Linked DNA regions of Homo sapiens: region 2 is linked to region 1. A link is an interaction called in ENCODE POLR2A ChIA-PET data of the cell type or tissue named here. Cell type or tissue: PC-9. All regions are shown on one strand.

Evidence for each region. ChIA-PET counts read pairs that join two places held together with the same protein. Peaks named below come from ENCODE experiments on the same cell type or tissue, not always from the same donor. Only the 100,000 strongest peaks of a DNase experiment are listed, where the experiment ranks them.
Region 2: POLR2A ChIA-PET joins it to region 1 with 6 read pairs; 3 of 35 experiments call an interaction of 5 or more read pairs at or near these places.

Annotation. Positions count from the first base shown.
Region 1 is chr2:239,242,741-239,250,740 of GRCh38, forward strand. All of the region lies in intron 2 of HDAC4 (histone deacetylase 4), which reads right to left. Among named protein-coding and RNA genes, the nearest start is that of HDAC4-AS2, 53 kb to the left of the region's middle. RefSeq lists enhancers at 1,131-1,828, 4,371-5,570. In PC-9, no CTCF peak of the experiment used is centred here; DNase peaks (open chromatin) are centred at 3,881, 4,211 and 4,961; H3K4me3 peaks cover 2,815 bases; H3K27ac peaks cover 4,224 bases.
Region 2 is chr2:239,384,845-239,392,844 of GRCh38, forward strand. All of the region lies in intron 1 of HDAC4 (histone deacetylase 4), which reads right to left. Among named protein-coding and RNA genes, the nearest start is that of HDAC4, 12 kb to the right of the region's middle. RefSeq lists an enhancer at 1,049-1,899. In PC-9, a CTCF peak has its summit at 5,789; no DNase peak of the experiment used is centred here.

The DNA of each region.
Region 1 (8,000 bases):
CTGGAAAGTGTATTGCTTGCTGCAGGTGTCCAACAGGTAACTATCAGATTAAGGAAGTTCCCATCTACTCCTAGTTTGCCAAGACATATTTTTAAATCACATGTTTGCTTAACTGTATTAAACTTTTCTGCATCAATTCAGCTTATTAAATAATTTCCCCTTCCATCTGATAACGTAGTAAACTTTTTTTTCTCATGTCAAACTAACTTTGCATTCCTGTGACAAACCAGCGTGGTCAGGCCCAGGGGGTTTTTGGGAACAGGAAGGCAGCAAGAGCTCCACACAAGCTACACCTAAACTCTTTTCCACGCTTGATTCTGAAGACTTGGAGACCTCAGTCCCACATTTCACCTTAGCACCTCACTTCAATATTTCGTTATGAGCATAAAATGAGAATTGGATAAATTAACATTCCTTTTTTTTTTTTTTTGAGACATTGTCTCGCTCTGTTGCCCAGGCTGGACTGCAGTGGCTGGATCTCAGCTCACTGCAAGCTCCGCCTCCCAGGTTCACGCCATTCTCCTGCCTCAGCCTCCCGAATAGGTGAGACTACAGGCACCCGCCACCAAGCCCAGCTAGTATTTTGTATTTTTAGTAGAGACGGGGTTTCACCATGTTAGCCAGGATGGTCTCGATCTCCTGACCTTGTGATCCGCCTGCCTCGGCCTCCCAAAGTGCTGGGATTACAGGCGTGAGCCACCGCTCCCGGCTGGATAAATTAACATTCTAAAGTGTGTTTGGTGGGGGGTTGCTGACATAGACAAAAACAATGAAACCGCTGTGACTCAAGAGTAGTATAGGTCACACCTCACTGTGCACACCCCACTGTGCTAACAGAGCTGCTTTTCAGACACGGGAACGGAAGCTTAGGGCTACTGGGAAACAGTAACGACACAGTCTTCATTGCAGCCAATCTCCCCATCCTTTCATATTTTTCAAACAAAGGTGTTGTTTTAGAACAGCTGTGAGTTTATAGAAAAATTAAAGCTAGTAGAGACTTATCCTATACTCTGCACCCTCCATGCCCTACAACTAACATCTTCCATTCCTGTACTCTGCACCCTCCATGCCCTACAACTAACACCTTCCATCAGGATGCTGTGCTTAGGTGTCATGACAGAAAAAGCCCGGACTTGATTCAGATTTCCTCCGTTTTTCCCTGGTGCCCATTTTCTGTCCTAGCGCCCATCCAGGGTCCTGCCTCTCTTGGCTGCAACAGTATCTCAGACCTTCCTTGTTTTTGACCACCTTGACAGCTTTAAGCAATCCTGCTTGGGTATTTTATAGAATGTGCTTCAACTGGGGTTTGTCCCAGGGCCTCACTGGGACTCCAGGGACTGAGCTGCGTGAACACCTAAGCAAGGGCTGACGTCAGACCAGAGAAGCCCCGATACCTTCAAACCGAACTTCATGGGCAACGGCAGAGTTCCCATGGTTTAAAGAAAGAGCTTAGCCTTAAAGCAAAGACAAAAGAAACCACTTGGTTCTCGTGTCTGGGGCAAAAGGACTTGTCTTTTGCCTGAATAAGGAGGGACGGAAAACTCCTTCTGCTGGGAGGATTGGCCATGAGGAAAACAGCCTCTTGGCCTGCACCAAACTGGCAGGTGTCTGTGAGAAAGCGCTGCGCGAGGGCCCATGTGGCCCACCAAGACCTGCACCTCCTGGAGGGCGTGGTGCGGTGCACACTCACATGCAAACCTTCCCTCCACACGGCGTGTGAGTCAATGTGGAATGAAGTGGGTATCTATTTGGGTTTGGGGCCATCATGCCATCCCCTCAGGCCTCTAACCTGTGTGACCAGAGGTAGTAGAATTTTACTGGCACTCTGATGCCCTTGTTCAATTAAATTATAAAAGGAAGTTCAGTGGGCTGAAATGTCATGGCTTGGAAACAAAATGATCTACAAGGTCAGCCAAATACTCAAATTCCCCCTAGGTCCTTCCCCTGACCTGAACCCCCAGAGGGGTCTCCATCTGCCACCTCAAGCAGGACCTGCACCTGCGCTGGCCTCCTCCCAGCTCAGCCTCCTGCTTTGCTGAGTGACCCCAGCAGCCCATCCTCCCTCCACTGTGCGGCCCACACCCTGGCACTACCCCTGGGCCTGGCAGATACTAGGCATAGGCTTGATGCTCCATAAACTTGTGCCCACCCAACCGGCCCTCCCTGGGAGCTCTGCTTATAGCCTCGAGCATCCCAGGCCACTAGATTCTGCTTTTCCCCACTGCGCAGGTTACTGAAAATTACCAAAGTTCCATAACAGTGCTTGCATCTGCCCATTAATAGAAATTAAACTTTAATGAGTAAGTGCTGTGAATTCCTCAGGCATGTCCAACATAGTTTATGTGCATTTATTAGAGAAAATGAAAATGGAAAAAGATTCTTTCCCTAAGCAATATTTTTCCTTCAGGGTAATCAGGCAGTCTTAAAATGTCAAGGATAACCTAAGAAGTATTCCTGTTGTCTCTCCACTAAGAATCAAAACTAGCTGTAGCTGCCGGCTTACAGGAAGTACGGGTTTGGCAGAACCTGCTAAAGGACACTGGATTGGCTATGATCAGTCAAGCCCTGAAACAGAAAATCCCAGGACAAAGGACTCAGTGAGGCGGAGAGTGGGCAGGGGAAATTTCAGATATGCCCACCAGTCCCGATGTTTTGGTCTGGATTTGAACAACTGGCTGTAAAAAGACAGTTTTTAAGACAACCAGTAAAAATTAAACATCGTTTGGGTATAAGATGATATGTAGGAATCATGATTCCTTCTGCTGAGTGTGATAATGGGGTTGGATCTGTTAGAAACACACATTCAAGTATTTAAGGGATGGTGCTGTGGCCTCTGAGATCGGTTTTAAATTCTCCAGAAAATAAAGGTGTGGAGAGATGAAGTGGTCACGATGGAGAGCCTCAGGGATTTCCTGGCGGGAGGTGGCTGTGGGCACTCGCTCTATGCACTGGTCTCTTTCCTTTCATATATCTTTGAAACTTTTCATAACAATTTTTCAAGAGATGCCAGGAATAAAGACGAGCCTGCCCCCACCTTCTATTCAATATGTCTTTCCTGAGCATCTGCTGGGTGATCTACCTAACTTGTTCCTTCACGAATATCCCAACAGTCTTCAGTTCATCCCCAGCCCCTATGTGTTCAAGCAGACACACACGTCTGGTTCACAGCTCAGCGAGCAGGCCCTGAGCGTCTGGGAACGTGAGAGTGAGCAACGCAGAGGCCTGGCCCCGGCCCAGCAGAACCGGCAACCCACACTGGCTGCCTGCGTCCAGTCCCGCCATGGGGTCTGCCTGGTGCCAGCACCTGCCCAGACACAGGGCAGAGGAGACTGCAGGGGGGTGTCCAGCTGCTCTCACGTGCCAGGCCAGGCTTGCTAACACCTGTGGCTTAGTCGGGTGATAGGGACAAAACGTGCAAACTGAGCCCGCTGGACACGCAGACTCAGCAGGCAGGCAGAGCCCGGTGGGGAGGCAAACGCGGGCAGGAGTGAGCCACGGGGGAAAGGGAACAGCAGGTTACTCGGGGATTTTCCCAGGGAAAATGTGGCAGTGGAAACACAGCACCTCGCCCCTTCCCCTCCCCCGTCGGAGAAACCATCCATGCACCCAGGAGGCGTGGCAGCCGGAGAAGCACCGGGGTTGCTGCAGGCCACAGGACGCGAGGAGCAGTGTCAGGAATCAGTGTGGAAAAGGGGCTGCCCGGGGGCTGAATGGGGCTGTCCTGTTGCCACAGGTCCTGGCACCGAGCATAGAGCCAGGTGTGTGGGCGGGGGCCGGCCAGGCGCTGGCTGAGCAGGTGATGGCCACGGCGCCGGCAGGAGTGAAAGCAAGCCGCTCTTCCTGCTCCGCAGGGCCCTGCTCTGTGCTCTAAGGGCCGGAGAACAGCGTTTCCTGGAGGGAGTGTCTCAGGGCCTCTCCTAGACGGTTCTGCAGGGCCTGGCATGGCCAGGCTGCTTCCTCCCTAAGTAAGACAACACGGAGAGACAGCTCTCAGCTACCCCTACCTACCAAGTGGCACAGGCCAGCTGAAGCGTTCATAAGTGATTTAGCAAATCAGGAGAAAATGTCCTCGCCTGCCTTTGAAAACAGCACCATCTCTGCTCCTGAGAGGATGTCCACTGCCCAGTGGCGAGGGCACATGTGGGTGCGTCACTGCACAGCTGTGCTGTACAGCGCTGGGAGCGTGCGAGGAGGATCACCTGGCATGCACCGTGTGCAGTTTCACCAGAGCCAGTGGGAGGAGTCACACACAACAGACGTCAAATAGGAACGCTGCAAAACACACAAATAGCATCTCCACAGCTAATGTAAAATAGTTTTCTGGATAGGTTCCCTTCAGTTAATGATGAAAGGTGATGCAGCTATCGGCAATGGCTGGAGACTAGCTCTGCGGTCTGCTCGTGGATAACCGCGCTCCCTCGCTGCCGGGCCACCCGCACAGCCGGGCAAACCAAAAGGCCCACTTTTTCATGCTGTACCCACCACTTCTGTTTCCCCGCAGGCATCCTACTTTCTAAACTAACACCTTTTCACTCCCGAGAATTCTAACAAATATTATACAATTCCTACCCGCATCTACCCTCCACCTGGACGTAGAACCCGTGTGGGAGGCAGTCCTGCAGGGTTTGGGGTGGAATATCCCCCCTGTCGAGTGGAGACGAGGCTGACATGAGGAGTGAATAAACGAACACAGATAAAGAACGAGGCACACAGTACGTGCGGGGCGAGAGACTCCCTTTGCTCCTCCCGCTTCACCTTTGCTTCAGTGCCGCAGCCGGGGCCCGTGCCCTCCACGCCAGGGCATCTGAGCCGAACAAGCTGCTCACCAAACGTGACTCAGCAACGAAAACCACTATACAGACGAACCATTCTCCCAGAATATTTTCCACACTGCTGAACATCACAAACTCGCTAAAGGTGCTTGTGGTTAGGTGGCAGGAAGCTGGAAAATAGGTGCATGTTAATAAGTAGCTCACGAAAAATGAGTCACTAATTTAGAACAATAAACTCAAAGTGGCCATTTGCGGAAAGTCTAGGCAGGCACATTAACTGCGCGGCTGGGAGCATCAAAGCAGAGATCCCTCCCTGGAGCGAGGTGGAGAACGGAGGGCGCTGACCACAGTGGACCACACCCTCTCCTCCTCTCACCAAACCAGACCTGAAAGCACCGCTCATTCTCTGTGCAGAAAAAGGATCCTTTGATGCCAAGTTTAAGGCAGCATTTCGGAAGTGACCAATCTGTGGTCAGTGGCCAGTGAGATGGGGAGAGAGTGAGGCTGGGGCTCCCCCAGCGCCCATAACACTCGGTGATGTTCTGTGCGAGTCAGGCTGACCCTGCCAGCAGCTACCCAAGTGACAGGCCGGTGGCTTCACCCAGCAAAAGTCTGCTCCAAGGTGCTTCAGCCAACACGCCCCTTGGGTTGAAAGACTTACTCCTCTTGCACTTTTTTTTTTTTTTGAGATGGAGTCTCGCTCTGTCACCCAGGCTGAAGTGCAGTGGCGTGATCTCGGCTCACTGCAACCTCCGCCTCCCGGGTTCAAGCAATTCTCCTGCCTCAGCCTCCCGAATAGCTGGGACTACAGGCGCCGGCCACCACGCCTGGCTAATTTTTTTGTATTTTTAGTAGGGATGGGGTTTCACCGTGTTAGCCAGGATGGTGTCAATCTCCTGACCTCATGATCCGCAGCCTCAACCTCCCAAAGTGCTGGGATTACAGGCATGAGCTGCAGAGCCCGGCCACCTCTAGCGCTTTTTAGGACAATATTTGCCTCAATTCACTGAAAATGTATTTCATTTTCTAAACTATTGTTGCCATATCTTGCTAGAACTAAACATAACATCCTGCTTACATTCTAAATGAGAAACAATAACAGCTAAGTAACTCCTAGCAGGAGCTGACGATGGTCAGGCACTTATCTCTGGGTTTCATTCACAGAAGTAGTACTCATGGTTCTCACCAGAGAAATAACTGGCACAGATACTGTTATTGTCCCCATTTTAAAGAAGCCAGGGAGATGATAAAGACCATCCTGATCAAGGTTGGGACCAACTTTCAAAAGCAAACTGACCCCCACTCTGCTGTTCTGCCTCTCCACACGGACTCATTCAAGCCTCAAGGTCAACATCCCATCACTGGCTCATTCATTCAAGTTTTCCTGAACTAGCGATTAAGTGATGGCCACAATTTTGGGGACACAGTGTTGTAAGTCCCTGCACCCCAAACTTCCACTGCTGAAGAGGTGATGACACGTAAATTAGAAGACCGTGTGGGATCACGTGCTGGAATAACAATCACGCAGGCGGAACACGGCAGGGACTGTTCTTTTAGACAAAGTGACCTGAGAGGGCCCTGTGAGGTGGTGGCATTTGAGCCGACACCTGAAGGACATGTGGGATCAACGATCCCAACGAGGTACACACGAGGTGGAGGGAACAGCAAGGGCAAGGCCTGGGAGGGGAACAAGCCTGGGGGTTCCCACGGGGCAGACAGAGGAGACACGGCTGCAGGTCCGAAGGCCATGGTAAGGACCTTCCATTCCGACTTCAGCCACCATGCGGAGTGTCGCCCAGGGCGGGGAGGGGCTGCGGAAGGCGGGGGAGGCGGAGAGAGAGCTGGGAGAGATGGGGAAAGGGATCCATCAGGACTCTGCGATGGACTTGGCGTGGGTGTGCCACACTCACCCAGGTAGGGAAGACAGAGAGACTTGAGTGGGGAGAAGCAAGCCGGAAATCCAAAATGCAGATTTGATGGAACCTGCTGATTTTAAGAGAGCCAATCACCATTTTGAAGAGCAAACAGTACGTCTAAACCTCCTTTGAATCATTACTTTGTGACTTTCTCAGGAAAAAAAAAATCCAAAATGTTCAGAATTTGTGTCAATGGTTCAAAATTCAAGTTCTCCATATTCTACAACAACATGTATTTCAGCAGCATCCTTTACTCTACCCGAAATCTCACTATCCAAATACCACGCCATCCTGGGAGGGGCTCTAATCTTCTAAAATATTTATTCATTCCTTTAGCTGAGCTATTAAAGAAAAAAAAAAAACAAGGAGCTGAATATTAAGTGACACACACTGCACTCAAAACTCTTGTGTCAGGAAAGAATGTGCACAAAATATACATAAGCAGTGAAGACTCGTTTAATGTGTCAGCTGGCTGCTCCACACTGGTTCTGCCGTCTCTCACCCCGCGACAGCTGTGCTCCTTCCTGCTGTGACGCGTCATCCAAGGGGAAGCTCTGCTTCCGGGCCTCCCGCCTCTGGAAGGAGGCCGTGCACAGCCCTCCCGCCTCTGGAAGGAGGCCCAGCGCAGCATCCTCCGTGATGGCCACCGCGGCCTCTCCCATCGGAATTGCAGGGAATACCCCGCTCCACATCTCCTATGAGGATGCGTGGATGTCCTCTGGTTAAACAAAGCACCCTGCTTTTATTCCATGACTCTGACAAGCACTATCAGGAGACACGTGTGGTCCAGACATCACCTTAGGTGCTGAGAACCCAGCTGATGAAGACACAGAGTCGGCCCCCAGGGGTCCGAGAGGAGAGGTCCAGGTGATAACATCACTGTGTCTTCAGTACCCGGTCTCTAACCCTGCAGGTGGCTCCCCAGAGATCCCGGGGCCACCTGGCCAGAACCAGTGGGGAAGAACAAGGAATTGAAGGCTGTGAAAATGTGACATGAGATTCAGATAGTCCAGGGCCCCGCACGGCCCAGCTCCAGGCAGTCAGCTCCACGTGCCTTCCTGCCACTGGGGCTGCCACTGGCTGGAGCCTCCAGCAGCTTGTCTTGGGGCAGACACAGTGGGTACAAAATCAAGCACTGGTTCACACAGCAGGCCATTCTCCTGAAGTATCCAGAAGCTGCTATGGGTTCAGCGTGCACTGGCAGTGGTGACACAGGCATCGGGCCTCCTTTAGAGGAACGTCTTGGCCTCTCCAAGGAGAAGGGGCCAGAAGAGGCACTTCCTCCCTGGGACCTCGACAGAAAGGACGGTTT
Region 2 (8,000 bases), 140 kb after region 1:
TCCAAATACATCAGCCCTCGGACCAAGCACCAGGAAGATGAGACACAGGCAGGACCTGAGGAGGGGCTCAGGGCTCCTCTCTGCACCCCACCGGGCCCAGAAACTGATGGGGAGGTGCACACCCAAGGGCTCCAGCGAGCCAGGATACAGGAGAACAGAACTGCGGACATTTTGTGCACAGGGACAGGGACAAGGCTTCCATGGAAGAGCCCTTCCCATCCCTTCCCTTCCATCTTGGCTCTCTCTCCTGAGAAGGGCACCTTGCTTCCCGGCCGCCTCCACAGGACTGGCACAATCGGAGGCCCATAGCCCCTGACTGCTTTGCGTGGAGGCCCTCTCCCCAGCATCCCCAGCACCTCAGCTGAAAGGTCTCCTCCAAGCCTCAGGAAGAAGCCTTGCCCTCAGCTTCCCTTAGCCAGAGGCGACACTCTTGGAGCTCAGTACATGGGGGCACACAGCGGGCTGGCTGCTCTCAGCAGGAGGAAGCACTGGCTGGCAGTGTCAGGAGGTTCCGGGGGCCTCCGGGTCACCTCCGAGGACTGAAGAAAAGGAGGCTCCTGGCCCACGACTCTGCCCAGCTCAGCAGCGGGGAAGCTCTGCCTCCACCCGGCTCCCTGTTGGTGGCCAGAGCGGGAAGGCAGAGCTAGAGCATGGAAATGAGTGGCCACAGGGGCCCCTGTTCCCTCTGAAGTCTCAGCCTCAAGCCCCCTGCCTGCCTGTGCCAGGAGCCCTTGCAGCTTCACGTGCACAGCACAGCCTACCAGTGGGCAAAGCCGGCCTGTGATAAGGAACACGCACACGCCTGTCCCTGATTCTACAGACGCCACCCCAGGAGCCCCAGAAGGACCATGTGATACAACAGGACACAGGGAGCCTGACTGCAGCCTCGTCCATTACTCACTACAACTCACAAAGGGGACAGGAGGCCAGGCAAGCCACGGTGAGTGCCGAGGAAGCCACGGAGGCTGTGATGACCCTTCCTGCCGGTACAGAATCAAAAAGAGGCCACTGGGCCCCGGAAAGCGGTCCAAGACAGTCTCCTACAGCTCTGCTCTGGGAGCCCCAAACAAGCCCCGGAGGCAAGGTAAACAGAGGCCCAGGGACAGGAAAGCTCAGGTGTGCCCTAAACAAGGGCTAAACAATGTGGCCAGACCCAAGGATGAGGGAGAAGGAATCTGGGTCGGGGAGGCTGGGCCAAACCCTGGAAGACCCGGCAGGCAAGGCAGAGGGGCCTGCGTTTTACTCTAGACAATGATGAGCCACAGGATGCCAGGACCAGGGCAGAGAAGGAAGGCTGAGAGTCGGAGCACAGGGAAGAGAGGCTGGGGCCTGTGTCTCGGAGGTTCAGAGCCACTGTCAGGTCCCAGTCCTGACTGTGCTGCTGGGGCTGGGGCGGCCGCACAGGGGGAGTCAAGGTCACAGACACTGAGACTCAAATGCTCAAACGGAATTAGAGGCATCCTCAGTTTCTGTACGAAAATGGGTGGCACTGGAGGGACGAGGAAAGACCAAAGAGAGATGGGTCACACCAGAGGCAGATGAGTGTGTCCCAACCACGGGAGGAACCACATGACAGAGGTTCAAAACCACCTTCCCAAGAGGAGCGTCAGCTGAGGGTGCAGGTCCTGGGGGCATCCCGGGGTGGCCGGCCAGGGGAGGGTGCGAGGCCTCTGGAGCCCACGGATGTTGGTGGGTAAGGCGTCCATGCAGAGGCATGCTTGGAGCACCACTGTGTGTTCCAGACAAGCCGCCAGACCACGTCTGGGCCTGAAATTTAACAATGTAATGCACTGTAAGGAAATCCCATGAGCACCGGCTTTAGGTGTAAGAGCTTGACTTTCATAAACAACGTAGTCACGACCTAGAGGAGCAAGAGCCACATCCCAGACACAGTACCGAGAACTTCTGCTCGTAACAAGGCTGGCCCTTGTCCAGAGACAGCCCAGTTCTAACAGTGAAAACACAGTGGTCTCCCTGGAGAGAAGAGAAGCTGGGTGAGAACTGTGCATGAGAGAGGATTTCGCCACCCTCACCACCATCAGATGTACCCATTTTAGAGAAACTCCACCCTTCCTCATTAGGTGGCAGCGATCAGAGGTGAGTGGCTGTTCTGGGTTCACCAGGAATCACGCCAGAGGAGCCAGACTGCACACGACTCCAGTGCGTGAGCACGTGTGTGCAGATGTCTGTCCGTGCGTCTATCTGTATGAGGGTGTGTGCGTGTCCGGGGAGCACGAGTGTGTGGGTGGGAATGCTTGCTGTGTGTGGCACGTGCACACGCACGTACATGTGTGTTGAGGAGGAAGAACACTCACTAGGGCTGCAGTCCTAGAACTTCAGTGGGAGCTAAAGACAGAGAAGAGGGGACTGCTCACAAGTGGCCTGGATGGGGTCACCCACTGAAGCAGCCGCGGGCCCACAAGCACCAGAATGGCTGCAGCAGGGGCTGGAGAGTGGCCAGAAGATCCCCCGGTGCACCCAGGCCAGGAGGCCACTTCCAGCCTCAGTCCCGCCGCTGCGTGCCTGGCCAGGACCACAGGGCCGGCCGCCACCAACGCAATGCCCAGGAGAGCCTCCCACCCCTTACTTTACAAAACCCCCCACCTTCGCCTGGAAGAAACCTCCTCTTAGAGGTGTGCAGGTTTGAGGTTCTCTGCCTCTCCCTCCAGCCTAGAGACAGGACGAGGCACAGCACTCTGTGACCAGAGAAAGCTCCAGCCTGTCTTCAGGCAGCATCTGTGCCAGCCTTGTGCCCCAGCTGACAGGGACAATACGCTTTATACCCAAAACAATTCAGCCAGGGCAGGGATACTGCAATTCTGATCGTGTGGAGAAGAAAACCGAGGCTTAGAGCGGTTGGGTCAATGGCACCAGAGCAGCTGGAACGTGGCTCCACCAAGATGCACCTGGGCCCTAAAAAGCCTAAAAAGCCGAGCTCCTCCTCACTCTACTTTCCAACAAGAGTGCGCCCCTGGAGGAGCCGCGCCTCCTGCCTGGGGCTCATGGTTCCACCACGCATTGCAATGGGCACTAAGGGGAGTGGAAGGCGTGGGCTCAGGAGCAGCAGCCAGCTCAGATCCACACCCCCACCCCACCGCTCTCGCTTGGGGCCGCAGTGGCCACAGGTATCAGACGGGAGGACGGGTATCCACGCCACAGGTGTGCAGGGACTAACGGACCACACGTCATAACATGGGGCCCAGCACACAGAAGACACCCACTGCAGAAACATGGCAGGACGCGGCTGGGCAGGTCCTCCCTGAAGCCGAGGGAGGCAGCGAGTTCATTCACCTCATAGCACCTGGGGTTGGGGAAAGGCTGGGCCATTGACCTCCTGTGTTACTTATCCTGACAACAGTTCTTCAAGGAGGAAACCCTGAAGTCTGCTTTGCAGATGGGTGGACCCGGATGAGGGAGGTGGCAAACTGACCACTGTGGCTCTCCGCTCGCTGGAGGGCCGCAAGCCTGGACTTTGAAGCTCATCCACCTAATCCCAAAGCACATTCCTTCTAACACACCACTTGCCCGCAGGGAGGCAGATGCGGTCAGTGCGGCTTCCAGGACTATCTGGGCCCGGGCCACGTTTGCATCGGCCTTCTCAGGCACCTGCCCACCTCTGCATGGGACAGATGAGCCAACATGGCTCAACCCTTCTCTGGAGCATCCTCAGATGACCAGCAGAGCCTTGGTCCTCTGGGTGACCTGGGTGCCTGGCCCCAGAGGGCAGCTGGACCGCACGGCTGGAAGGACCACCCTCTGGGCCCCCCTTTGGCAGCCATGGCCCTGATCCGTCCTCCACCATCCTGTGGGTTGGAGCCCCCACCCCGCCCCTTGGGGTCACTGGGCTGCAGCCGCAGGGACTCTGCCACACAGGCTCCTCCCTTCCTGGCCCCCACTCCCCACTCTAAGGGCCCCAGGCTTCTCTGCATCCAGCCAGTCATCAGCGGAGGGAGTGTGTGGAGGGATCTCCCTGCTGAGCTGCCATTACTTCTATCCACCTTTCCCACTGGCCATTTTGGCACACTTGGGCTCTGACTTCCAGGGCCCCGGGTTTTCCCAGGAAGCAGCAGAGACACAGGGAGGCCACTGTGTGTTAGTCTCCACTGCCAGAGAACCCTGCCGAGGGCTTCTCCCACAGGCCCTGGGAGCCCGCATTCTGCCTCTGGGATTGAGAGGTGAAGCCAGCTGGACTTCTGGGTCGGGTGGGGACTTGGAGAATTTTTCTGTCTAGCTAGAGGATTGTAAATGCACCAATCAGCACTCTGTAAAAATGCACCAATCAGCACTCTGTGTCTAGCTAAAGGATTGTAAATGCACCAATCAGCACTCTGTAAAATGGACCAATCAGTAGGACGTGGGTGGGGACAAATAACGGAATAATAGCTGGCCACCCCAGCCAGCAGCGGCAACCCATTTGGGTCCCCTTCCATGCTGTGGAAGCTTTGTTCTTTCGATCTCCACAATAAATCTTGCTGCTGTTCACTCTTTGGGTCCGCACTACCTTTAAGAGTTGTAACACTTGCCGCGAAGGTCCGCAGCTTCATTCTTGAAGTCAGCAAGACCACGAACCTGCTGGACAGAAGAAACCCCGGACACATCTGAAGGAACAAACTCCGGACACACCATCTTTAAGAGCTATAACACTCACCGCAAAGGTCTGCAGCTTCATTCTTGAAGTCAGTGGGACCAAGAACCCACTGGAAGGAACCAACTCCGGACACAGGATGGGGCCCACCCTGCCCTCCTAGAGGCCCGCTAAGGGATTCTGAGGCGAGGTCCGCAGAGCGTTCAGTGTGGCACCCATGCACACTGAGCCCACACCAAGACTATTCTGGAACTGCTGCTGGGATTCATGAGGCACGAGGAGCTAAATTCACTGAGGACGCTACTGGCGGCTTTCCTCCTCAGCATCTGTCCCCTTCCCCCTTCCTTCCTGACATCAGTGAATTCCATACCAGGGAGGCCAGTTCCCCAGCCGGCTTCTGGAAGAGGCATGTCCAGCACCCAGGCTGAGCCACTCGGTGCGCTCTGCACCCCGGTCACAGTGACTGGTTCAGAGTTCAATACGTGGCTGGAGCCAGACCGAAGGAGAGTGAATCCAAGACTTGCTAAGACAAAGATGCTGTCCTTCCTGATGGGTGTGAACCAGCCAGTGTATATAACCCTGGGAGCAGCGGGCAGGGCCTGTGTATCCCATGAAGCTGACTCTCCCCAGGTAGGGCAAAGAAACAAGCCCCAGATGACACTGTGGAGGAGCTGGATCAAACAGTGCCTGAATACTTCCTCCTCCGGCACTTTCTAGGAAAACAAGCCAAACAATTCCCTGAGGCCACAGTACCTAGCGAGATCCTATCTGATGGGGAGCTACCAGAAATACCTCCCTGCTCAATACCTCCCTCGAAGCCAGCCAGGTACAGTACCTCACGCTTGTAATCCCAGCACTTTGGTAAGCCGAGGTGGGCAGACTGTTTGAGCCCAGGAGTTTGAGACCAGCCATGGACAACATGGCGAAACCTCATCTCTACAAAATATACAAAAAATTAGCCAGCCATGGTGGCATGCGTCTTTGGTTCCAGCTAATCAGGCAGCTGAGGCAAGAGAACTGCTTAAGCTGGGAGATCAAGGTTGCAGTGAGTGGTGATTGTACTGTAGTGAGTGGTGATTGTACCAGTACACTCCAGCCTGGGCAACAAAGCAGGACTCTGTCTCAAAAGATATATATATATATTGGAAGCCACCCCCAAAAATCCCCTTAGAGTGCCTTTCCCACCCTCCACCTGTGGAGGAGCTGTGCCCACAGGGGCACCATGCGGCCGCAGCCCCAGCCCTGACCTCTCCCATCTCCCTGTCCTTCACTGCCCTCCAGAGCGGCACTACCCCTCACTTTGCTACCAGGAGCCGCCACATGCCTGGAGCCCCGAGCCTGGACCTGAGCACCCAGCCACGCAGCCTCCCTTGAGACACTGCAGCCACACCCGGTAGCCCTCTGACCAAGGCAGTGGGCAAAATGCACACAGTCCTTCAGGGTCCCTGCTCATGCAAATCAGAAGCAGTGAAGACGGGACAGAAAGAACCAAGGGGAGGGAAAGCGGGGCAGCCTGGATTTACGCACAGCCACAGTCTCAGGGCAGCTCCCTCTCCCAGCACACTGGGAAGCATGACAGACGGCAAAGCCGTGGCACAGTGTCCATCAGACCGCTCGAGTCATCCTCAGGGCCAGGGGCCTCGGCTCGGCCTCGATACGAATCACACTGTGGCCAAGGCGCAATCTGGACATGCCATAGCAGCTGAGCCACCATCACGAGCCGGGCTCTGCATACCGGGTAGGGACGCTGGCCCTTCAGGTCCCTAACAAGCGCAGCATGCCCTGGGGGCTGACAGTGTCCGTGGGAAGCATCACGGTGCTTCTGAGCTTTCAAGAGTCTAATCTCTGTAAACTATGACACAGTCCCTGCAAGGACAAAGGCAGACGAGAGCTTGTTCTCAAACTGTACTAAGGTCCTTCGGGGAGACGTCCACCACACCACGACCTGCTGCAGAGACACCCTGAGCAGGTGCAGGAGCTTCAGAAAGTCCTGCAGGTGCATCCAAGGCCCGGTCAGCAGCAGGCCCCGGGCAGGGGACATACCCTACTCCTCATTCCTCCCAAGACCTGCCAGCAGAGAGGGCTGTGTGTCCTCAGAGCCAGCGGGGGAGGAGGAAGAGGAAAGCTGAGTCTCTGCGGGAGAGACACTCACTCAGCAGATGACAAAGGACTCACTGAGGTGATGGGGTCATGACAGTGAAGCTGGGATCTCAACCGATGCTCACTCAACACCCCAGAGCCATGGAACACAGGACATCACTGCAAATCACTCTTGTCCACTGCAGGCACATTGGCAGTGTGACGAGCAGGAGAGAGCACATCCACCAATCAGACCCTTCACCCCACACCCACGAGAGCACCGAGGAACCAGGAGAAGGATACGTGAAACAAGAGAAGAGGCCCTCCGCAGCTCCCACGTGCCTCAGCTCTGGCCTCCGCTTAACCAGAAGAATTCTGAAAACAGAACTTCGTCAGAACGCAGCCCGCGTGTGCTGAAGCTGGCACGCTGACATGGAAAGACACTCTTCTTCAGGGAGGGACCGCGGGAAGCACTGCACATGGTTGGTTGTGAACTCCGAAGCCCAAAAGGTCAACATCCCCACCAGCTTGGGAGGTGAGTTGGATGCTCCCACACCAGGCCCCATCCTGCCCGGGCCACCATGCCGGGCAGGGGTGGGATGGCCCAGCCCGGCTGCTACCCTCGGATGGCAGCGGGCATGCACGTAACGGCTCTGCAGGTCAGCTGCTGCCCCAGCCAGCAACCGAGCTACGCTGGGCTGTGCTGCACACTCAGGGGCAAAGGAAAGCAAGCTGCTTCAGGGCAGGCACTCGAAAGGCGAGAAGACACAGGCACCCCAGTGACATCTCCTTTGATGCATCCTTCTGACCTGGAGAGCCAAGGGGCGGATTCCAACACAGAGCCCTTGAGCTGGCAAACAAGTGTTCTCCAAAGAATGGGGACTGTGACCACCTATGAGGATTTTTTCAGTGCAAAATCTGATGTAAATTTTATAGTAGAGGGGGTTTTAATATGCCAGAACCTCCCAATGGTTTTCTTTATGGCTCACTTTAAAGGTCCAAAAGGTCAGAGGGCCACCCACATCCTGCAAGCAAGGAGGCACAGTTGGCATCACTAATTAAGATACACCCCGCTTGTGTGGACCCACAGGCCATCTTCCCCTCCTTGTCCACAGCCCCCAGAGGTGGAATGGGGGTCAGCCTCCTTAGAACACTCTAACCCCTGAGCTTACGGGGCTCGGACATGAGTCCTGGGGGTGGGTAAGTCCTCAATAGCCAGCTGGGATTAGCCCCAGGCCACAGGGAGGACTGAGGCTCAGGGGCCCTTGGCCACGCTCTGCTGACCTGCTGGGGGCCCACTTTCTGCCACTTGACTTACATGGCACGGTGCCAGCCA